Linked DNA regions of Mus musculus: region 1 is linked to region 2. Evidence: chromatin loops called from intact Hi-C (ENCODE). Cell type or tissue: heart. All regions are shown on one strand. Links, peaks and the distances in the headings refer to the core of each region. The heading gives the core; the rest is flanking DNA. Region 1 overlaps Ces4a (carboxylesterase 4A). Region 2 holds the start of Tradd (TNFRSF1A-associated via death domain).

Region 1 (8,000 bases), core at 1-8,000, 130 kb after region 2:
CGAGTGTTAAGGTACATGGATAATATCTGTCCCCAGGATTCCTGAAGGCACCTGTGGGCACGCAATGAATTTGGATTGGTAATGAAGAAGATGATTTCAATCCCGGGATCAGCAGTGATGGGCGAGAACCTAAGACAAAGGCAAGCCTGGCAGGCTCCGTGCACGTGCGCATGCCTACTGGGGGCTTTCTGCTGATGCTTTCTTTTTCTTTTTCCTTTTTTTTTTTTTAAAGATTTATTTATTTATTTGTTTTATGTATATGACTACATTGCAGCTGTACAGATGGCTGTGAGCCTTCATGTGGTTACTGGGAATTGAATTTTTAGAACCCCTGCTCGCTCAGGCTGTCCCCATTCGCTTAGTCCTTGCTTGCTCTGGCTCAAAGATTTATTTATTATTAAATAAATACATTAAAGTCAGTACATTGTAGCTGACTTCAGATACACCAGAAGAGGGTGTTGTCTCATCATGGGTGGTTGTGAGCCATGTTGTTGCTGGGATTTGAACTCAGGACCTTTGGAAGAGCAGTCAGTGTTCTTACCCACTGAGCCATCTCTCCAGCCCTCTTTTTCCTTTTCGTCTTCCTTCTTTTCTTGTTTTCTCTTTTCTTCCCTTCCTTCCTTCCTTCCTTCCTTCCTTCCTTCCTTTTTATTTATTTTTTAACCAGTGGTCAGGTCCAGGACCCCAAGGCAGGCAGGGCTCCCCAGGGTCTATCTTTCCTTCTACCACGGTCTCATTGTTGACCCCTTAGCCTGGGTAGTCTTTGTTGGAGACTCTTGATGAAGTAAAGGCCAAAACTTGAAGCCCTGGGTACCTCTCTGTCTTCATGCCCCACCCTTCCAGACTGTTATCTCCTAAGCAGACTAAGGAGATTCTATTTTCCCACTCCAAAAATAGAGCCGTTGTCCTGCCAAGACTAACAAATCTATGGTCTGGACACACACAGCCTCAAGCTCTTCTCAGTCCCCCAACGTGCTCACCTTACTCTGGAGGACACTGATAAAAGCGATTAAAAACAAAGCAAAACGCAACCCAGAGGAGACTACTGCACCGCCCTTCTTAAAACCCTCTCTGTGGGACACAGTGGCTGACACCGTAATCAAGGGTATTCTGGGCTGTGTAGTGGATTCCAGAATAGTCTGAACTACAGCGAAGACCTGCTCCCCACTGCCCTCAGAGAAAAGAACCCAGACACCCTCAGTATGACTTAGCTCTTCCTTCCCACCCGGTCTTACCAGCCACCTTTGTTTCTGATAGGCATGGCTGCTTTCCTGTGATTTCCAAACCCTTGTGCCTCTGTGCCTTCTGCCAAATGCTTTCATCCTTGCCCAGCATGCACACTTCCATGTCTGTTTCAGGCCAGCTCCAATGGTACCCCCTCTTATGGGCACTCTCCTCTGTGTCCTACAAACCTTTCTCTACTCTTGACTACAATGCTGGTTGAATTATTATTTCAATTATCTGTTTTTTCTCCTGCACGATTCAACCACTCCTGGCAAGCAGGATGGCAGTGTGTTCTAGCACTCAGTAAGGGTGATATGTGGATTTTAAGGTGTTTGAAGAGTGTGGGCTATATGACCACCTCCTCTCCACTCCCCATTGCTCGCCTAGCCTCTGGAATGAATATTCTTACCAGTCTGGGGCTGGCCTTCCTTGATTGAGTGCAGGAATACGTGTCTGTCTGTTATCCCTGTTAGTTCTCTTGTGTCCTTCCCTCTTTCCTGTGTTCTTCCCACAACACTTCAACCTACCTCGTCCCAACCTAGTGTCTCCCACTCACCTATGTCAGCAGCACTCCTAGTTCTCTTCCAAGGAGCTTGTGTGTGCAGGTGCATGTGTGTAGATCAGCGCAAACATGCAGAGGTCAGAAAAAAAAGTCCTCGGCATCATTCTTCATGGGGGCCTGTCCATCTTGTTTTTTGTTTTTGTTTTTTTAAGGCAGGGTCTCTCAACTACTTGGATATTGCTGAGTAGATGAGGCTGACTGGCTGGTGAGCCCCAGGGACCCTCTTGCGTCTGTCTCTCCAAATTCTTGCCATGGCTCTTGGTTTTTTATGTGCATTCTGGGCCTTGAACTTAGGATCTCATACTTGTAACCCAAGTGCTGCACTTACTAAGCCCATCTCCCCAGCTCCCAGGATAAACTTCAATCAATTGTCCTCCTTCTACCTTACCTGGCCTCTTCAAAGGTCACCAGCAAGCAGCATATCTATCTATCTATCTATCTATCTATCTATCTATCTATCTATCTATCATCTATCTATCTTCCTCCCTCCCTCCTTCCCTCCCTCCATTTCTAGACAGGGTCTTCTATAATCTAGGATTGGCCTTGAACTCTTAACTCTTCTGCCTCTACCTCTCAAGTGCTAGTATAACAGGCATGTGCCATTGTGCCTGGCTCCATAGCTCTGTCTTTGATCTCCAAGATACAAACATCCCTTGTTCTGACAGTTTGTAGTGAGTTTCAATGACTGACACCCAAAAGTGTATACAATGGGCACCTGGGCACCCTCACTTCCAAACCCCAATCTTCAAGTTCCAAACAATGGTAACTCCATGTTCTGATGACGGGGATTCCAAACAATAGCTAGAGGAGGATCAGAATGCCTGGGGCTTGAGTTTATGTGTATAACATGTATTATATTCATAGTATAATATATATATTATATATATATAATATATAATATATATTATTTTATGTATATGTGTAATATAATACACAACATAAAATATATAACACACAACATACAACACATAACATATAGCACACAACATATACTATATACTATATACTATATACTATATACTATATACTATATACTATATACTATATACTATATACTATATACTATATACTATATACTATATACTATATACTATATACTATACACTATACACTATACACTATACACTATACACTATACACTATATACTATATACTATATACTATATACTATATACTATATACTATACACTATATACTATATACTATATATTCAAGCCCCAGTATATATTGCTTGAAATTGAGCCTGTACCTCACCCATGGTTGGCATAAAGCAAAACCACCCTTGTTCTCTAGTTGATCATGTCCTAAAAGTGGAACTCTTCCTAAAAATAGGCATTGAAGTGGAAGTTATAGGACTTTTTTCTTTTTAAAATACCACCTGACACTCAGATTCTAAACCCTGTGCTTTAACCCACTGATACTGAACATTGCTAATGATTGCCACACAATGTTCTGGACAGCTGATTATTCAGTAGCCTGAATAAACAGTAAATATATTTGTTTTGGCTGAACTGCCAAGCCTACGGAAAGGGCAATCCTTGTTCAAGTCTTGCTATGTGAAGGCTGGAGGCAGTAGCAAGACAATGGAATGTCAAAGCTGAAATAGCCCTTGAAGTGCTCACCTTGGAGCGCCCTCTGCAGGGAGTGTCTGGTAGTACCATGTGGGTTTGTTACGAAGCTGGAGCCCGTCCCTCATCCATCATCCATAGATGTGGGTTGTGGATGAGAACTGGTGGTGGGGTACATTTGGGAAATTCAGCTTCCCAGAAGGTCCTGTGGCATAGCCAGTTACCACATCTCGCTTGTCTAGATTTCCCTCACTTGAACTTGAACACTACGATCATTCCATTAATCGTAGATTAAACGCCATTTGGTCTAATCTCAGCGCAGAGGTTTGGAAACCGAAGCCAAGAATAGGTTCCAGGTTTGCTATAGTCACAGGGTGTTTCTAGTGAGATACTCTAGGCACTGGTCCGCTCTACCTTTCAGGCTTGCTCAGCTACCAGCCCACAGTCCTCTGGCACTTACGAAGGTGGGTAGGTGGTGGCATCTCTGATGCCGTTCCAGGGTAGCGGGGGCTCTGGAGGAGCAAACCTGCGGGTGCCCACCGGAGGTTTAGAGAAGGGGATCCCCAGGAAGACTTGGATGGGTGTGTCTCCCACATGCACTTGCTTTCCTTGGAGGATCCCGTGTTTGGTGATCAGGAGAGGTTCCTTGGTGTGCAAAGCACCTGGGAAGAGAAGAGGGACTGTCACTCTGTCTTCTTATGCTTCTCAACCATGGATGGGATTCTGGTACATCTGCCATGGAATCCATTCTCTCCTCCGTTCTCCTCTCTTTCTGCTCTTCCCCCGTCTCTCTCCAGAGTCTCACTACATAACTCAGGCTGGTTCTGAACTCATCATTCTTCTAACCCAGTCTCCCAAATGCTGGAATTGCAAAAGAGTGCCACCAGACTCGGGTAGCTGCTGCTGCTTGCTTTATATTGGTACATATACACATACACATACAATGCACATGCACCCACCTCCACTCACATATGCACATTCAATACACATAAAATAAACATATACATACATCATATACATATACAAATACACACATATATCAACAAATTTATTATTATTATTATTATTATTATTATTATTATCATCTGAGACAGGGTTTCTCTGTATAGCCCTGGCTGTCCTGGAACTCACTTTGTAGACCAGGCTGGCCTCGAACTCAGAAATCCGCCTGCCTCTGCCTCCCAAGTGCTGGGATTAAAGGTGTGCGCCACCACGCCCGGATCAATTATTATTTTTTAACTATTACAAAATCCTATGTTTATGAGTGTTTTGCATGTATGTACATCAGTGTACCATATGCAGAATAGGGTGTTGGGTCCTCTAGAGCTGGAACTACAGACAACCGTAGGCTGCCATGTTGGTGCTGGGAATAGAATCTGGCTTTTTTTTTGCAAGAGCAGCCAGTGCTCTTAGCTGCTGAGCCAGCTCTCTGGCCCTCAGTCAACTACGTTTTAATGTGTGTGTGTGTGTGTGTGTGTGTGTGTGTGTGTGTGTGTGTGTGAGTTGTGTGTAAGTGCATGTGTGTGCGCAGGTGCACATGTGTGCTTGTGCATATAGAGACTCGAGGTTGACATCAGGTGTCTTAGTTGATTGTTTTCTCCCTTATGTACTGAGACAGGATCTGTTGTCCAGCCCAGAGCTTGCCATCATTTTGTTTAGTCTGCTTAGACATCTTGGTCCAGAGATTCCCTGTTTCTGCCTCCCATGAGGTGGGGTTGCAGGCAGGCAGGCAGGTTTTTTTTTTTAACATTGTTTCTGGAGGTCTGAAATATTGGTCCTTATGCAGCAAGTGCACTTATTTTACACACACACACACACACACACACACACACACTGCAAGCATACTCAAACTTTAGACAGCTTTTGGAATAGATACGAGATAGGCTAATTGAAATGCACCCTTTGGGTCTTCTAGGGTCTTCTCCTGCCCCACTTGGACTGCCAAGTGTCGCTGAGGCCTCACACTCATTGTCCCTTTCTAAGTGCCCTTGTCGGTTTCTCCCTCTCCCTGCTTATCAAAACAGAATCGCTCTTTGTTCCTGTTCCTTGGAACTCATTCAGTAAATGGACAGAATGCAAATATGACCCAAGTTATTACTCATCCTAGCCATGGTTCAGAATCATTTAGGAATTGATGTCAAATATAAATCCCCAAGCCAGACAAGGCAGCACACACACACCTGACATCATAGCTCTTGGGAGGCCGAGGCAGGAAGATCATGAGTTCAAGATCATCCTTGGCTACATGAGTTCAAGGCCATTTAGACTTCAAGGGGTCATGTCTTAAAAACATCCATCTAAACCGAATTCCTAGGCCCTCTGCCTCACAAGGGTCAGGATTAAAGGGATGTACCACCATGCTTGGACTCTTGCTTTTATTTTTGATTCTGAGACAAAGTCTTGCTATTTATTGTAGCCCAAACGGAACTCCAACTCATAATCCTTGCTGGGGATCGATGGCCAGCTGGCCTTGCCAAAAGATGGCAAGCTTTAGGTTCAGCGAGAGACCTTGTCTTAAAGGAAGAAGGCAGAAAATGATAGAACAGGACATCTAACACTGTCCGCTGGCTTCTGCTTGCATGGGCATACCTGTATTCATGTGCTCACCACACACACACATGCATGCACTCATGAAACAACCCTTGTGATCCTCCTGCCTCAGGCTCATAAGTGCTGGGCTTATAGGTGTGTACCATCTCCTACAAATTCTTCTACAGACAGAAATAAGCTCAAAGGCTCACGTCACATATAGAATGTCTCGTGACTGGTGTAAATCATGGAGTCAGTCGATTCCCTGATCTCCAGGGAGCCAGTCACAACCATGTGAAAGAGTTCTAAACCGTTGCTGAGGAGTGGCATGGCGAGTCCAGTGTCGGCTCTGTTACCCAGAGGGAGCTCAGAAGCACGTATGAAAACAATATTCTATTATTTCTTTCTTTTTTTTTTTTAATTTATTTATTCATTACATGTAAGTACACTGCTGTAGCTGTCTTCAGACACACCAGAAGAGGGCGTCAGATCTCGTTACGGATGGTTGTGAGCCACCATGTGGTTGCTGGGATTTGAACTCTGGACCTTCGGAAGAGCAGTCGGGTGCTCTTACCCACTGAGCCATCTCACCAGCCCCGAAAACAATATTCTAAACCAGCTGTGGTGGCACACCTGTAATCCAGCACTTGGCATGCAGAGGAATGGGTATCACTAGTTCAAGGCTGGGAGTTCAAGGCTGGAGAGATGGTTCAGTGGATAGAAACATTTTCTGTGTGAGTGTGAGGACCTGGGTTTTATTCCTTAGAGCCCACATAGAAGCTGAATGCATGGCGTAAGTGTCTAATCACTCTGCTCTTACAGGGAGACGGGTAGTGGAAAGAGGAGAGTCATTGCAATCTCTCGGGCCAGCTAGACTGGCATACCCAGCCGGGGATGGGAAACAACAAAGAGACCCTGTGTCAAACAAGAGGTATGGTGAGAATGAAAGATTGTTCTCTGAGCCTGCATTTACATACACTAGTATGCTCCCCCCTCATTTTCTCTCTCTTACTCTGTCTGTCTGTCTATCTGTCTGTCTCTGTCTCTGTCTCTGTCTCTGTCTCTGTCTCTGTCTCTCTCTCACACACACACAGACACAAACACAAACACACAAACTTTACACTAGGCTAGAGAGTAAGACCTTGTTTGGGGAAAAAATAAAAATAAAATACTCACAGCCATACAAAATAAAAATCAATATTACTGGGGCTGGAGAGATGGCTCAGTGAACAAGAACACTCATCATTCTTGCAGAGGGACCTGAGTTCTGTTCCCAGCATCTATTCAACGTGGCTGATAATCACCTTTAAGCATAACTCCAAGAGATGAGGTGCCTCTGGCCTCTGTGGAAACACCCATACTCTTGAACACACACACATACACACACACACACACACACACACACACACACACACACACACACACATACACACACACACAATTAAATTTTTTAACTAAAAATTCTTTTTATTATAAAGATTTTATTTATTATTATATCTAAGTACATTGTAGCAGTCATCAGACACACCAAAAGAGGGCATCAGATCTCATTACAGATGGTTGTGAGCCACTGTGTAGTTGCGGAGATTTGAACTCAGGACCTTCAGAAGGACAGTCAGTGCTCTTTTTTTTTTTTTTTTTTTTAGATTTATTTATTTATTTTATGTATGTGAGTACACTGTAGCTGTCTTCAGACACACTCGAAGAGGACATCAGATCCCATTACAGATGGTTGTGAGCCACCATGTGGTTGCTGGGAATTGAACTCAGGACCTCTGGAAGAACAGTTGGTGCTCTTCCCCACTGAGCCATCTCTCCAGCCCCCAGTCAGTGCTCTTAACCACTGAGCCATCTCTTCAGCCCCCTAAAAATTCTTTTTAAATCACCAATACTAGTATCCATACCTTACTAGGATCCATAAAGTACTATCAAGGCCTAGAATTACAGATGGCACCTGAAAAGTTAATGAATGACAGCACCCAGTTCTGGAGATGACACAGTGAAAAGGACATTCACAAATAGCATGGGTGGAGGACAAATTAACACAATGCCTTGGAAAAACAACTTGGCAAAGCATATAGGGAGTTATAAAATATTCACGTGCTTTGATTTAGTGA
Region 2 (15,725 bases), core at 7,638-15,637:
GCGAACTCTGGTGGCGACGCTGGTGGAGGCGTGCTGGCAGGGGTGGTCACATAGTCCGCTACCCTTCCCTGTCCCAAAGCACCCGGATTTGAGTCAGGGGGTGGGTACAGCTCACAGTCTCACTTGTCCAGCCCTCTCTGGACCTTCTAATTGCTAGGTGCTTTTAATTTTCCTTTCCACGACTCCTCCATCTGCCTGTCACAGGTAAGTTTAGAGAAAGGAGCCGACTTGCCCAGAATCAGACACACGTGTATTGAGCTGGATGTGGCACAGAAACTCCTGCTTCCTGGAGGTTACAGTGGCCGGGGCAGGCCAACATCTCGGTGCAAGTAGGAAAGTTAGGCACTGGCTCTCCAAGTACACTGGCTCTTTCTCTTCCATGAAAGTCCGAGCGTATAGATGTTTCTAAGTCCAAACACCTGACCACTTGTAGAAACGCAAAGTCGTCACCCACTCACGACTCTAGGGATCTTTGGTTGATAGTAAAAAAGAGAGACCAGAAACAGAGTAGGGAATGCAGTTTATGTTGCAGGATTCACTGGGGTAGTGGAGAGGGGCTGTCGCATACAGAGGGCTTCGCTCACCTCCTGGGGCGGGGGCCGGGGGGCGGGGGGGGGCGCCAGGAAGCCTAAAGGGGTGTGCTGTTGCGTGCTAGTTCCTTAGCCAGGCTTTTTCAGAGGGATGCAGATCTCAGGGAGAGGAGGGACTGGCTCCAGGATCCAAGTAGGAGGCGTTGCTCTCGGTGACGTTGTACAGGGTTAAAGCCCCAGGCACAGACAGGGCTGCACCCTCCAAATCCGCCTGGACATCTAGCATGAGTGGAGTTCCCAGTGTGTGGTCTTTCCCTAGGACCAGTAGGATGTGCTTAGGCTAAGGGACCCTCTCCCTTTCTTCAGGAGGAGAGCCCCCTTCAGTTAGGGTGTAGCATCACCCATACACACATCGATTTTCAAGGCAGGGTCTTGTTGCATAGCCTAGGCTGTCCTTGAGTCCTTGATTTTCCTATCTCAGACTCCCAAGTGTTGGGATGACAAGCGTGCACTACAATATCTAGCTTAAAACATCATTCTTGACCTTACCCTTCTCACACAATAATAAATAGTGTGGGTGATTCTAGAAGTCACTTCAGGGAAGCCTGAATTTAGGGTCCCCCCCCCAACTCAAGCTGCCAAGCCCACCAAATCATGGTAATTCAGACCGTGATGGCTTCTACCCAGGAGTCCCCACCACCATTACCTACACCAGAAGAATTCAACTCCTTGACCGTCAGCTCTGCTTCATCCGTCTCTGGTGCCAAGGGCTGCATCTGCATGGGAGAATCCCATGAAGCGGCTGAGAAGGAAGCCCAGAAGCTGAGGCAGAGAGCTGAGGGATCCCTGGGGGCAGTCCTTCAGCCGTGAACCCAAGGGTGTGGCCCTTCCCACTCCCTTCTTACCAGAGACAACTCCATGTCCAGATCCATCAAGGTCCATTCTCGTCCATGCAGGCTAGGGCCGAGCACCTGGGAAGAGCTCGGGTGAGTGGTGCCTTCAAAGTCTGCACAAGAGGGCTCAGCCTCATGTGTCTCATGTCCTACCCCAGGCAAAGAGATACTCACATCCACAGGTGCCACGGGCTCCAGAGTTTCAGGGGCAGGCCGAAGCAGCATTGGGGGTAGCAGACTCTCTGGGCTCCGGTTACCCCGATCCAGGCCCAGAGTTCCCCTGTGCATAAAGAACTGCTATTGGTCTATAATACCAACCTACTATTAGCTCCTAAGGAACGTGTATCATCCGATTTAAATTGCTCCAACAACTAGAACATGCTAGGGGATGGTGCTTTCCTTCAGTCCTCTCCCTAATAAGGGAGATTTTGTTTTCCTTTTTAAAAATCTCTCAGAGGAAGGAGAAAGACAATGTCTTGCTGTATAGTCCTGGCTGGCCTCAAACTTACAGCAATGCTCTTGTCTTAACCCACTGAGTGCTAAAGGGGCATCTTTACTACTGTTTGACACAGGGTCTCATGTAGCTTAGGACAGGCACATTTACTAAGCTAAGTGTGATCTTGAATTTCTGAACTCTTGGACCACCACCTCCTCCCTAGAGCCCGCATTATAGCAGGGTGGTATCACCATACCCAGAGTCTAAGCAGTTACCTTGACATTGCCTTTGCTTCCTAGCCTAGACCTGAGATCTTTGGAAATGCCCCCCTTCTTATATAAGCGTGAATACTGTTTATGTGTTTGTTTGTGTTCCAGTCTTGGAGTTTGAATTTAGATCTTGATCATGTTAGGCCCATACTCTGACTAAGTTATGTCCCCAAGCCAGCCACCCTTCCTCTTTGTTTTTAATTAATTTATTGTTATTTTAATCTTATTTTATTTTTTGGCTTTTTGAGAAAGGGTTTCTCTATGTAGCTTTAGCTGTGCTGGAACTCATTCTGTAGACCAGGCTTGCCTCAAACTCTGAGGTCCACCTGTCTCTGCCCCCTGAGTGCTGGGATCAAAGGCACACACCACCACCACCCAGCTTACTTATCTATTTTTATTTTTTTTTATTTTAATTTTTTATTTTTTGTTTTTCAAAACAGGGTTTCTGTGTGTAGCCCTGGCTGTCCTGGAACTCACTTTGTAGACCAGGCTGTCCTCGAACTCAGAAATCTGCCTGCCTCTGCCTCCCGAGTGCTGGGATTAAAGGCATGTGCCACCATGCCCGGCTGATCTATGTTTATTATCACTGTGTGTGTATTATGTGTCTGGGGTGTGGGGGATGTGGAGAGGCCAGAGGATGGTTTCATGAAGTTGCTTCCCTCCACTTTACATGGGCTTTAGGGGTTGAACTCAGGTCAAGAGACTTTTGTGACAAGCACTTTACCTGATGAACCATCCTGCCAGATCTTCTTTTATACTTAGACAGAGTCTTACTAAGTTACCAGCATTAGTCTTGAGCTCACACTGTAGCCCAAGCAGGCCTTGAACTTTCGATACTCCTGCCTCAGTCTCCCAAGTAGTTGGATTGACATCCCGTACCACCAAGACCAGCTATAACTGGTTCTTAAGTGTATATATTATATATCTCACTATCTCACTATCTATCTGTCTGTCTGTCTGTCTGTCTGTCTATTTATCTATCATCTGTCTATCATCTATCTATCTATCTATCTATCTATCTATCTATCTATCTATATTTATTCATCCCAGTGAACTAATTTTAAATGTAAATTCCAGAGTCCTACCTCAGGATGCTTAGTGACTTGACTGGGAGTTTCCATTTTCTAAATGATGTTGATAGTCTTTGGAGAATACCCTGAGAAGTCAGGGTCGTGAGAGTCTGATGCCCAGTATCCTCCCTTAGCTGCCTCAGGACCATAAAGCACTGCCTTTTCTTTGGCCAGTATATATGGATCTATCTATAAACCATCAATTGGCTCTGCTCACCTGTCAGGTACCTCCCTGGGGCCCCTTGGTTCAGGCTGTTGTACACTCCTGGGCCCCTCAGGGCTGTAGCTCCCTTTCCCTTCCAGGATGGCCTGCACCACAGCCACGGGCAGCGGTGGGGGTGCTGTCACGCAGAAGTCACACTCGTTTGGGGCCAGGGCCAGCCCGGCCTCGCCATCCCCCCCTGGACTGGCCGGCTCTTCTTTGAGCAGTGCCAGGCCCTTCACCCTGCACCAGAGAAAAGCTTCAACCAGACCCCGACACTGACTGTCCCCCACCTCCACAGGCTTGTGGGCTGCAGGCCCTTTCCCATAGCACCCCCAGAAGGCAGCCCCCCAGTCCTCCGTACCTCCTGCAACCACCGGAGGGAGAAAGCCTGTGTCCTTCAGGAGATGGAGAATCTTCTGGGATGTCAGAGATGATGGGCCCTCTGGCCCTGTGAGGGCTGAGGCCCAACGTGGTCTCTGGGAGGGGCTGCAAGGAGAAGGCTAGGCCCAGCTCTTGACCCCTAACTATAGGAAGAGCCCAACCAGCATCCACCATCCACCGGGACTGGGTCTAAGGATCAAGGTTTGAAAATGATCTGTGCTGGGGGGCCTAGGTCTGGGTGGTCGAGTGTTGGCTTCCATCTTTGGGGGTGGGGGTGGGGATAGGGAGAAGAAACAGCTTCCTCACAATTCTATCTGCGCCCCAGGAAGAGGAGGTAGATGGGAAACAGCACCTACCGACTGGATAAAGTAGGGGTCCTGGAGGAGAGCACCAGACACAGGGCAGGCATTGAATTTGGCAGATGCTGAACAGGCGCTCCCCTCATCTAGCATTAGGGACCTGTGCAGGGTCGGCAGGTTAGGCCTCCATGCCCCTCAGCCTGCACCTCCCTCCCTCTCCCTCTCCCTCTCTCTCCCTCCCTCAGGCCCCAGCAGCCAAGTCAGCAGAGCTGAGGCCCCGTTGCCAGGGCATCAGTCACATGCTGGAGTGGAAGGGGCTCCCTGAGAGATGGGGGGCCCTTTTGGGGGTTGTGAGGGAAGGGAGGGAGCTTAGTGTGAGACCCAAACCAGGGATGCCTACTTGGGGCCTAGGAATTTGAGAAAAAGATCCTGGAGGGAAGGGTGGGGGGGAGATAGTGGCCTAATGGATGGTTGAGTTCAGGGATAGGAAGGGAGCAGGGAGTCCTGGTTAGAGGATTGAAGATTCCTGGAGGGTCTTTGGATGTGGGTCCCTGTCAGGGAAGGGAGTTCTGGCGGTGGGGATGCAGGTGTCAACACCACAGACTTTCTTACTCACAGTTTTCTCTTGGCTCCTGTACTGCTGGGCCCTGTCTGAAGTGGCCCAAACAGGCACTGGATTAGCTGAAAAGAAAGGGCTAATTTATACTTCAGCCCAGGCCTTTCACCCTAGAAAGGCAATTCCTGGTCTAATGGGAAGGGGTGGAGGTGTGGGGTAGCCATGAGTGGGGAGGATAAGAAGTTGGGGCAGAGGAACACCTTGCCGATGACCCGGTGCTGCTGACTGTGGCTCTGCCGCAAAGTTACCACCTCTCGCCACAAGATCTCGTTCTGCCTGGGGAAAGCGGGAGGAGGATGCTGAAGCATCTGAGTTCGCCCAGGTACAATTCCCCCCCACCGCCTCCCCCTCAGAATGGAGAGGTCCAGACTCTGTTGCCAGCAGAGGGGATACTCATCTTATAAGACTAAAGTTTCAGAGTTGGACCCATTGTCTTCATGGAGGCTCCAACCAAAGAGCGGAAGGAGCTGCCCAGAACCCCTAGGTGGCCAGTGAGCCTCTCACCCCTAACTCCACCCTTCCTTCCCTGTCCCGCACTGCCTGAGTTCCTGCAGCCGTGCCTCCGTGCTCTCCTGCACTCCTCTCAAAGCTTGCACCTCTCCCAGCAGTCGGCTCAGGTCTTCCGGACGCCATCGACTGTCATCGCCTCGCAGCGCAGGTACCTGCAGGCAGGAGGCACCATCCGGGACACATAAGGCAGAGCCAGAAGTACCAACATTGGTGCCTTCCCATTTTTTCTGCAGTTTGTCCCACCTTGCGGCGCACGCGCTCCAGTAGCTGCTCGCGGCCTCGCACGAAGCTCGGATGCTGAAACTCAACGTGGTCACGCTCTGGTCTGAGCAGGCCACCTTGCTCGATGCTCACCACCTTCCGAAAACCATCTAAGGAACAGTGTGCGGAAGGGCGGGGCGGGGCGGGGTGTGAGCGTGAATCGCTCCATCCTCTGCACTTAGTGACCCCCCAAACCCACTCCCCGCTTGGCAAAGGGACTCACACATGTTGAGTTGGCGAACAAAGCTCGCCATGTTGCTGTGCTTGAAGTACTGGGGCAGCACTTCCTTGGCGAAGCGGCTCTGATCACTTACGAGGAAGCTGGTGCCACTCTACCGAGAACGAACCACAAACACCCGCAAGCGGGTGGGGACCAGACAACGTGAGTGGGTGCCATTCACGGCTGGGCCATACTCACTGTGGGGGTCCAGATTTGTACCTCATTGGGAGGTAGGACTTGGCCAGGTCTGTACCATGTAGAGCCTATCCTACCATAACCGCAAAAGAATTCCTACCCTAACTAGACCTACACGCAGTTCTCAGAAAGAATTAGCACACACCCACCCCGGGTCCATCTCAGACTGGTCCCAGACTCACTACGTGACTCTGAGCCGGAGATCGAGCCAGCTCTTCTCTTTTCTTGGCCTGTTTTCTCATCAGTCGATGAAGTAAAGTGAGAATTACCCTGGTCTCTGTGGGCTCTAGGACCCTTACTTCTCCCCATCTTTGCTTCACACACCCCTTCCACCGTGATCCACTCTGGACAGCTGAATTGAGGTACTCACAGCCCAGGCCCAGGCGGGGGCTGGGTGGACAGGGGTGTTCACGACATTGGAGGGATCCCGGGGACCACTGAAGGAGTTGAGGGGCCCCAGCCCTCACCGGGCTCCAGCGGATGAGGTGGTCGGTGCCTGGGTCGCCTACCAGCGCCCATAGCTTGCCGAGGAAGGCAGGTACCGGGCTGGGGCCTGGCTCCGTGGGCAGCGCAGCTGGCGCTTCCTGCATGGCGCAGTCTCGGCCGGCCGGGCTCAGCGTTCCAGCCCGGCCGCTGCGGGCTTGTCAAAGCCGCGAAAGTGCTGCGTTTGCCGCCCGCCCCGCCCTACTCCGCCCCTGGGCGCCGGGTCAGGCGGGGGCCGCGTGCGAACCCAAGAGGCGGGGCTCGGACAGCGGCCCAGCCACCGGCGGAGAGGAAGGGCTGGCTGAAACGTAGGTGTGTGGGTGGGTGAGCCCACGTTCGAGTCTCGAGTGCCTCTCTTTCTCTGTTGTTTTGGGAGAAAACATCTGGTGGGCTCGGAAAGTCCTAGTTCATCTGTGGACACATTGAAGCCTAGGTAAGGGCGGGCAGATAGGGCGGTGGGTGAAGTTGGACTTGCCCGGTCTGCGAGGACGCTAGGAAACTGGTCATTCCCGAGGTATAGGGTGCCCGGATCCCGATCCCCCACAGTCACAGTACAAAGGCCCTTGAGGTCTCCTTGAATGTCGGGCCTGACTGCCCTTCCAGCCTTTGTGTATTTCCTGCCCCCCACCCCCACAGCTGACTCGAGATCACAGGACGCAGGAATATTAAAGGATTTATTTACTTTACACTCACCCTTGACTCTTGGCTCCTACTTGTGCCTGCCCTCCCCCCAGCTCTGGACCTGAGCTAGAGCTAGTGCGAGTGTACAGAGGGGACGGAGGGCCCAGAATAGACAGAGACACAGAGGTTGAGAGGGCTCGCTGAATTTATGGTGCCTGAGATTGGTCTGGATGCTTTCATAGACCCCCAGTTCCCCAAAAGCGCCTTAGTCAACGGAGCCCCTAAAGAGACTAGCAACTGGGGCGTGCCTGCGCAACTTGCTTAGGCCTTCCCGAGGCTTGGGGTTCGCGCGGCCCTGGGGGGGCTAGATTGCCCAATCACCGCACCAGTGTGGGCCGCCAGGGATGCGGCTCACGCTTTAGCTTGAGCGTATAGCTGCGCAGGCGCGGACAGTGCGCTCGGAAGGCGTCCAGTACCGAGGGTCTCACCACGCAGAAGCAGTGTATTTCTCTCAAGCCCGCGCAGCGCGCCGCCAGCTCCTCCAGCGCGGTGTGCAACTCCGGGGATGCGGACGCGCGCACCTCGAGGGCGCGCAAAGTTTCAGCGTAGTGGCGCGTTGCGAAGCGCACGGGTCCTACAGTGTCACCGGAGAGGTTGAGACGCAGCACAGCCACTGGTACTGCTGGTTGCAGGATGCGCGTCACGGCCTCATCTGGAAGCACAGGCTCCAGCTCCAGCTCCACCTCCAGCCCAGGATGGCGGCAACTCAGCGTCGCCCAGGCTTCATCAGGCAGAGGGGAAGCACGAGCATCTTCGGGGCACGCGCACCTCAGTGCCAGAAGTGCAAAAGGGGAGCGATGCGGAGCGGCTAGCAATTCCAGCGCGGCGCGCGACATACTAGCAAGGTGCAGTCCAAGGGCGCGCAAGTGAGGACAGGCCTCCAGTAGTTTGAGCACAGAAGTGGGCTGCACGCTGTTCACCAGTGCATGGTTGTCCAGGAAAAGACTGCGGAGCTCGGGACAGCCAGCAGCAGCCTTAAGCACCAGAGTGTCGTCCAGCGTGTAGGGCAAGTGGCGCAGGTCGAGGTGGCGAAGTTGGTGAGCAGCTCCGCAGACTGCGTGCACAGCTCCCAGGATGTCCTGGCCCGCATCAAAAAGCGGTTTCTCTCCGCGGCACTCCAAGCGCAGGCCTCGGAGCCTTGGGGCTCGGCTGGCCAGAGCGGTCAGCAGCTCGGTGGCCGTTCCGCGGCTGGGCTTCTTTGATGGCTCATATTCCAGCCTTAGGTTGTGAATGTGGTCCAGGCAGGAGGACAGATATGGTGGCAACAAGTCTTCCAGCTCACAGTCACAACTTATGTTAGAGCGACATAGAAAGAAATTAGCGGTGTCACCATGAACTAGGAAAGAAACTTTTTTTTTAAATTAATGTTTTGATTTGTGTGTGTGTGTGTGTGTGTGTGTGTGTGTGTGTGTGTGTGTGTATTCTTGCTTTACCTGCATGTATGTCCGTGCACCACAGGCGTGCCTGGTGTCTGAGGAGGCCAGAAGGGGGTGTTGGAATCCCTAGAGCTGAAATTACAGCCATAGCTTCGAGCTGCTGTGTGCGAGGCAGGAATCGAACTCAGGTCTTCTAGAAGAGCCGCTAGTGCTCTTAACTGAAGAGTCATTTCTATGTGCCTTTCACTTTGCCTCTTGCCTATGACAGGAATTTCCATCCTATTTCTTTAGAAGACTTCAGAGGTTTCTGCCTGAGGTTGAACCCTCTCCCAGCAGCCCCCCCACCCCCACCCCGCCACTCCAGGAGTGTGTGTGTGTGTGTGTGTGGGGGGGTATTTAAGGAACTTGGCATGCTCAGTAGTCGGTGGAGATGGAGCAGGGCCTCCAGACCCAAGTGATTAAGTCTATAAGCCTCCATTTCCTGTCTGTGCAAAGGAGGCACTACTCCAGACCCACTACCCCTCATCTTCCTGTGAGCATTAAATGAGTTAACTTATGTAAGGCACTTAGGATACTAGTTGGGGACTTGGGACAGAGTGAGTGGTAGACTCCTTGCCTAGCAAATGTCAGACACTGGGTTCAATCCTCTGTTTCGGAAAAAAAAAATAATAAAAAGACAATGCCAATTGGTATATAACAGGCAGCCAATGAGCCTGTCTTCACAGATGAAGATGAGTGGGCCACAGGAAGCAACTCACCTGATGCTTTTATCAGACCACACGGTGCTGTTGGCGGCAGCCGCCGCCCAGGCCCTGCAGACTCTGGTGGCTACAGCAAGGTCCCTGAGAGGCAGGTCACGGAAGATGAGCGCCAACACTTCCTCTGGCAGATTGTCGACCAGCTCCCCCATGGTGCGGCTGGAGGGGAGGGGCCTGCTGCTCCCAGCTGCTGTGACTAAAGTGAAAGAGGGAGTCCCCTGGGTCAGAGGGGCGGATGGATGCTTGTGCACAGTAATACTGGGAGCCCAGGAAGCGCTATGTGGTTTGTAGAGAAGGCAGAGATCCCAGGCTGTGAGATGGCTTAGCAGATAAAGGCATTTGCCCCAAACACGGACGACCTGAGTTCTGTCCCGGGGTCAGAACTCTTTCAGAAGAACTGACTTCTGAAAGTTGTCCTCTGATCTCCAAGAATGCATGTGTACCCTGATTGGAGCACTTCCACACACATACCTGAATAAACAAACAAACAAACAAAAAGTTTAGAAAACATACAACAAAAGAATGGGACTGGAGGGATGGCTCAGCAGCTACAAACAAACAATCAAACAACAAAACCTTGGCTGTACTTGCAGAGGACCCAGGTTTGGTTCCCAGCACCCCACATGTGGCTCACAACTGCCCTTAATTTCAGGTTCAGGAGACTTGATGCCCTCTTCTAGCCTCTGTGGGCACCAGAGACACACATAGTGTACAGTGTACGCAAACACTCATACACATAAAAAAAAGTGTAAATCTAAAAATTGTTTTTAAGACAAGGCACTGGAGAGAGAGCTCAGCTGTTAAGAGCGCTTGTTGCCCTCAAAGAAGGTAGGACTTTGGTTCCCAGCACCTCCATAGCCAGTAAAAACTGTCTATAGCTATAGGTCTAGGAGATCTAAAAACTTTGTAGCCTCTGTGGCACTGCACGCTCATGTTACACAGACGCATGTGTAAAACCATACACATTAAATAAATTAAGCTAATTTAAAAAAGAAAATGCAGGGCTGGAGAGATGGCTCAGCGGTTAAGAGCACTGACTGCTCTTTCAGAGGTCCTGAGTTCAATTCCCAGCAACCACATGGTGGCTCACAACCATCTGTAATGGGATCTGATGCCCTCTTCTGGTGTGTCTGAAGACAGCTACAGTATATTCACATACATTAAATACATAAATTTTTTTTTAAACAGAAGTCTCTGCTCAGAATAGTAAATCTCCCTAAAGGCTTAAAGGTATAGTTCCAGTGGTTGTGCCTACACACACACACATACATACACACACGCACACACACACACACACACACTTTCCTATCTACCCTCTCTTTTTTTTCTCTTTTCTCATCTCTGCTGTGTGGCCCTGGCTGGTATTGAACTTGAGAATACTCCTGCCTCAGTGGTTTGGTTTTTCTTTCTTTTTTAAAAAATAGGGTCTCACTGTCTAGCCTTGGCTGGCCTGGAACTCCCTATGTAGACCAGGCTGGCCTTGAACTCACAGAGATCCTCCTGCCTCTGCCTGGGAAAGCTATGACTAAAGGTGTGTGTCACCAAGCCTGGCCCTCACTGGCTCTTCAAACTACTTTCTCGTGTGTTGAACAAATGAGAAATAGGTTTCAAGTTGAGGAATCCTGTCCACTAGAAACTGACTGTTGGGGCTAATCAGGCACCAGTCTTAGAGAATATTTTTTGTTTGTTTCTTTTTGTCTGAAATCACAGGCCAATCAGGAAGTGATGGGCGTCCCAGAAGGGGAGTCACCTTTACACTGCCTCCACCCCCTAGTAACGGACTGACTTCCTGCATGCTTTCTGTGACAGACCTGTGGTAAAAAGCTTGTGGCTCTGTCTGGGGCCGGACCGCTCTGGCACCCTTGAGGAGCTGTTGTTCAAGTTAGGACCCTGACCCTCGCGGAGCCTTGGTTCCTGCTAGCTAATAAAGACTCGGGTGGAACCCTGCAGACACACCCCAGAGCTTGGCTTTTACGAGAGGGGTGGGATCGGAATCTGCGTTTTCTCTGAAGCTGCCAGTTTTGCTTCAAAGTGCTGTAAGGTTTTTGTAAAGGTTCACACTTGCCGTTTCATTTCCCCATGTCTTCCAGGTGTATGGTCTCTCGTGGAATTTACCTCAAGTATACACTAGAGTTCCCGGATACTCCAAGCTAGGCTTGTCCTGGAACCACAGCACCCCATTTTCTGTGTTAAAGACTAGCAGAGATTAGATCATCAAACCAGATTTCCTAGGGGGCGCCAGAAAAAATTCTCATCTCCAGGAGATGCCCTCTGATTGAACCCCAGGAACTAACTTAAATTTGGCGGCTCTCACTCTGAAGCCCTTTCGGCTTCAAAACCCCCAAACTGCTATGTCCAGTGGGCAGTTCGTCCTGCCATCTAAACTTGGGTGTCCGTTATCTTACCTGCTCAGCGGACTAGGTGGGCTTTACCCGGAGACAGGGGACTGGCCACGGAGGACAGCTAGGGCAGGAAGGAGAGGCCCTGGGCGGAGAAGGCGGGACGCGCGGGCGGACCCGGCGACTCTGCTAGGGCACCGCCCCTGCGTCTCCGCGCACACCCGGAAGCCGCGCGCAGCAGAGCCAGGCGAGTGTGCGGCGGCCAGGTTAGTGCGGAGGGTGGGTGGGCTCCCTCGGTGCAGCCCCAGCAAAGCGAGAGATCTGGCTTCCCGAGGGCGAGCACCGCGCGGTGGTGACACGCGATTGCTGGCCAGTTAGTGGCAGCGGCCGGTCGGACTGTTTTGGTGGGAGGTACGAGGGACTTCGGACCTCCACCTTCTCTGGTTTTTTGTCCCAACTAAGGGTTTCTGGTGGGTGTCAGGGCCCTGCGGAGGAGGGGATATGGCTGCAGGGCTGGCCGGGAACGGTTCTGAGAACCCTCTTCCTGTCTGAGCCCAGTCGTGCGCGAACCCCCAGTTTGAAGGTGGGGTAGTGGGCAGACTGGGAACCTTCCTAGGCCAGGTCGCTTACTGCGCACCCGAGCAGGGGGCGTGTTCTGATGGTCTGGGAATCTCAAACTTTCTTTGAGTTGGGAGCCAAGCCCTTCCACCTAGCCAGAAGTGGGGCTACCTGGGGACTGTTATTTGTTAATGAGACCGGACATCTGGGTAGAGTCATTTGTTCTGGAACCCAGCGTAGAAGCCTCCTGGTGGAAGGAGGCCTGAGAAGGATTCTTTTTTCATTTTGGTTTTCCGAGACGGGGTTTCTCTGTGTACCCCTGGCTGTCCTGGAACGCACTCTGTAGTGCCAGGCTGGCCTCGAACTCACAGAGATCTGCCTGTCTCTGCTTCCTGAGTGCTGGGATTAAAGGGGTGCACCACCACCACTCGGTTTGGAAACGAATTTTTTTTTTTAAAAGACACACACACACACACACACACACACACACACACACACACACACACACACACGAGATTCAGATGCACCAGAAGAGGGCATCGGTTCCCATTACAAATGGTCGTGAGCCATCATGTGGATGCTGAGAATTCAGGACCTCTGAAGAGCAGTCAGTGCTCTTATCTGCTGAGGGAAGGATTCCTAAGGGGACAGTGAGAAACCAGTTCCCTCCATCTTGTCTGTTCTATTAACCTCACTTCTCCAACTCCGCGAACTCCAAGGCGGCTATTTCCCCTATTTGCCCAGTACTAGTGAATTTACATATCGATTACTCTGCCATCTCCAGCTCTACCGCACTTGTGCTGACAGGCCTGGTGGATAGTACCCCGACACACACCAGTACAGTTCCAAATCTTCTCCTACCCCTTGGGATGGGATCACATCCATGGGATAGAAGGGTAGGAAAGTGAACTAGATGTTTCATGAATCACGAGCTACTTCTTAGACGTCCTTGCTTGTTTTATACCTCGGTAGCTGAAGAGTTACATCGTGATGTTTTTGCCTTACTTTTTACTAAAGACATTTATGGGCTGGGGTGGGGCTCAGTGGCTGAGAACTACCGTACACCTGGCTCAGGGTTCAATCCCAAGTACGGAAGTCACTGGAGCCCTGCCCTGTAGAACTTCCTGGTGTTCTTGCTCTTGGTTCCTGAGGGCTGAGGTTACAGATAGGATGCCATCACCTCAAGTTCTCTCCTTTTCTTTTTTGGCTTTTTGAGCCAGGATCTTACTCTGTAGACCAGGCTGCCCCCTCAAACTCAGAGATTTGACTGCCTCTGCCTCCCGAATACTGGGATTAAAGGAATATTTCATTTACAATCCACCTCCTCTGCTTTTTTTTTTTTTCCTTTTTGAGACAGGGTTTGTCTGTGTAGCCCTGGCTGTCCTGGAACTCACTCTGTAGACCAGGCTAGCCTCAAACTCAGAAACCCACCTTCCTCTGCCTCCCAAGTGCTGGGATTAAAGAAGGTGTGTGCCACCACCGCCCAGCGACTCTTTCTTTCTTTCTTTCTTTCTTTCTTTCTTTCTTTCTTTCTTTCTTTCCTTCCTTCCTTCCTTCCTTCCTTCCTTCCTTTCTCTCTCTCTCTCTCTCTCTCTCTCTCTCTCTCTCTCTCTCTCTCTCTTTCTTTCTTTCATTCTTGTTATTTGAGACAGGGTTTCTCTGTGTAGCTTTGGCTGTCCTGGAACTCACTCTGTAGACCAGGCTGGCCTCGAACTTAGAAATCCACCTGCCTCTGCCTCCCGAATAAGAAACATGTCTCTTATATATAAAGTAGGAGATATTGCTTAATACAAAGAAAATTAAAACCATCCCAACCTGCCCAGAGATAGACAATAATTTTCAGACTGTTTTAGTAAATATATGTATATTAGTATTAAATTTTCTGATGGAAGAGGAGTTTCAAAAATCTATGTTCCTTAGCTGGGCAGTGTTGATGCACGCCTTTAATCCCAGCACTTGGGAGAAAGAGGCAGTGGATCTCTTGAGTCTGAGGATAGCCTGGTCTACAGAATGAGATCCAGGGCAGCCAGGGGTACCTTGTCTCAGAAAACAAACACCCCAACAAACCAACCAACCAAAAACATACAAAAACCCCGTGTCCCCATGCTTAGACCTAGATAGGGCCATGGACAGTTCATCATTTCCCTCCACCAGGTCTATGCTATGCCCTGCCCAGGTGCTTTCTTCTTAACCTTGACTCTCTATTAGAGGTTTGGAAGCAAGATTTTAACAGGAGATGGATGGAAGTGATCCTGGCGTTGAGGGGCCCTCATGTCTCATGTGGAAAGTTAGGGAATTTGTTTAGGAATAGCCAAAGAGAACACGGGCCCAATCACAAAGCAGGATGACTTAGCGCGCATAACTGAGCAGTCAAGGATGGTCCGAGATAGCTGGATCCGTGAGTGCATGTCCTGTCCTCAGGCGGGCGTGGCAGCACTTGCAGATAGACCGCTGTGAGTCAGAGGCCAGCTTCCTGTAAAGGGAATCCAGACCAGTCAGGGCCTAGTACACAGAGAAACCCTGTCTTGACACCCCCTCCCCCACAAAAACCCAACAGTGTGTGTGTCCTGAGATGGAACCCACAGTGGAACAGTTCAGAGCACTGTCAGCTCTTCCAGAGGAAGCTGGTCAGATTCCCAGCACCCATGCTGCGGCTCACAACCATCTGGAACTCCAGTCCCAGGAAAGCTGATGCCCTCTTCTGGCCTTCCTGGGTACCAGACACGTATGTGGTACATAGGAAACCATGCAGGCAAACCAAAAAAAAAAAAAAAAAAATGAGTGTCCTGCCAGGTGTGGTGGCTCATGCTTTTAATCCCAGTACTTGGGAACCAGAGCATGCAGGTCTCTGAGAGTTGGAGGCCAACCTGGTTTACATAGTAAGTTCCAGGCCAGGCCAGACATGTCCACCGTAGACACGGACCCTGTCTCAGAAAAACAAAACAGAACAAAACAAAACAAAAAAAGTGTGTCCTCATCTCTTGGCTTTATTTCCTTCCATGTAGACTTCCTCCTTCCCTCAGATAGGTTCTTCCTAAGCAGGAGCCAGAGAACTCAGGGGAAAATTAGTGCCTCTTCCTTCACGGTCCCCCAGCAATGCAGAGTTGAGTGTCATTAGTCCAGTTTGAGCCAATATCAAGTTTTGACTGGCTCCTGAAGAGTGGCAAGTGGGATATGTAGACTGGCCAGCCTTGCTTTCACATTCAAACTTGGATCTAGGCAGGGACAATTAAGTGGAGCCGTGTATAGGAGGAGCAGTAGGACCTGCAATGGCTTTGGGAACTTAGGCTGAAGGCAAAGCTAAGACGTGAGTCTGGTTGGTTCTGGAGCAGGAGCACCATCCAGAAGGAAGATGTCTTTTGTCAGCTTTAGTAAGAGAAACATACTGGCTGAGGGCCCACTGTCCTGCTGTGACTGTGACCTTAGACTTTTTGTTAAAGGCAATGGAGGGGCAATCCTGAATTCATGTCTGGGTTGGGCAGGACTAGGAGCAGAGTCCAAAGCTGGGGACTCAGGGGAAGGACTGCTGGACTACGTGAGACTGGAGAGTTGTTTCCAAGTCTGGAGATGATCTCTTTGCATCTCTAGGAGGCAAGATGGCAGCCGGTCAGAATGGCCACGAGGAGTGGGTGGGCAGTGCATACC

Evidence for each region. A loop is a pair of places that touch in the nucleus more often than their neighbours do. Peaks named below come from ENCODE experiments on the same cell type or tissue, not always from the same donor. Only the 100,000 strongest peaks of a DNase experiment are listed, where the experiment ranks them.
Region 1: it touches region 2 in a loop (2.9-fold over the local background); 4 of 42 quality-filtered maps call a loop at or near these places.

Annotation. Positions count from the first base shown.
Region 1 is chr8:105,133,988-105,141,987 of GRCm38, reverse strand. It overlaps Ces4a (carboxylesterase 4A), which reads right to left. Exons shown (of 14, transcript NM_146213.2): 2 at 3,815-4,016; 3 at 1-51. Among named protein-coding and RNA genes, the nearest start is that of Ces4a, 6.2 kb to the right of the region's middle. In heart, for the core only: a CTCF peak has its summit at 3,424 (motif pointing left); a DNase peak (open chromatin) is centred at 3,427; H3K27me3 peaks cover 123 bases.
Region 2 is chr8:105,260,624-105,276,348 of GRCm38, reverse strand. Tradd (TNFRSF1A-associated via death domain) reads left to right here and starts at 11,755. Exons shown (of 5, transcript NM_001033161.2): 1 at 11,755-11,788; 2 at 15,669-15,725. The coding sequence starts at 15,677. It overlaps Fbxl8 (F-box and leucine-rich repeat protein 8), which reads right to left and starts at 11,701. Exons shown (of 3, transcript NM_015821.2): 1 at 11,589-11,701; 2 at 9,184-9,654; 3 at 7,023-8,339. The coding sequence starts at 9,335. The coding sequence ends at 7,367. It overlaps Hsf4 (heat shock transcription factor 4), which reads right to left and starts at 6,548. Exons shown (of 13, transcript NM_001256042.1): 1 at 6,353-6,548; 2 at 5,694-5,802; 3 at 5,453-5,580; 4 at 5,237-5,361; 5 at 4,900-4,975; 6 at 4,700-4,764; 7 at 4,141-4,243; 8 at 3,765-3,889; 9 at 3,416-3,643; 10 at 1,598-1,703; 11 at 1,436-1,501; 12 at 1,237-1,306; 13 at 504-845. The coding sequence starts at 6,475. The coding sequence ends at 691. It also overlaps a transcript of Nol3 not described here. In heart, for the core only: no CTCF peak of the experiment used is centred there; DNase peaks (open chromatin) are centred at 11,018, 11,698 and 12,113; H3K4me3 peaks cover 2,516 bases; H3K27ac peaks cover 1,672 bases; H3K27me3 peaks cover 5,509 bases.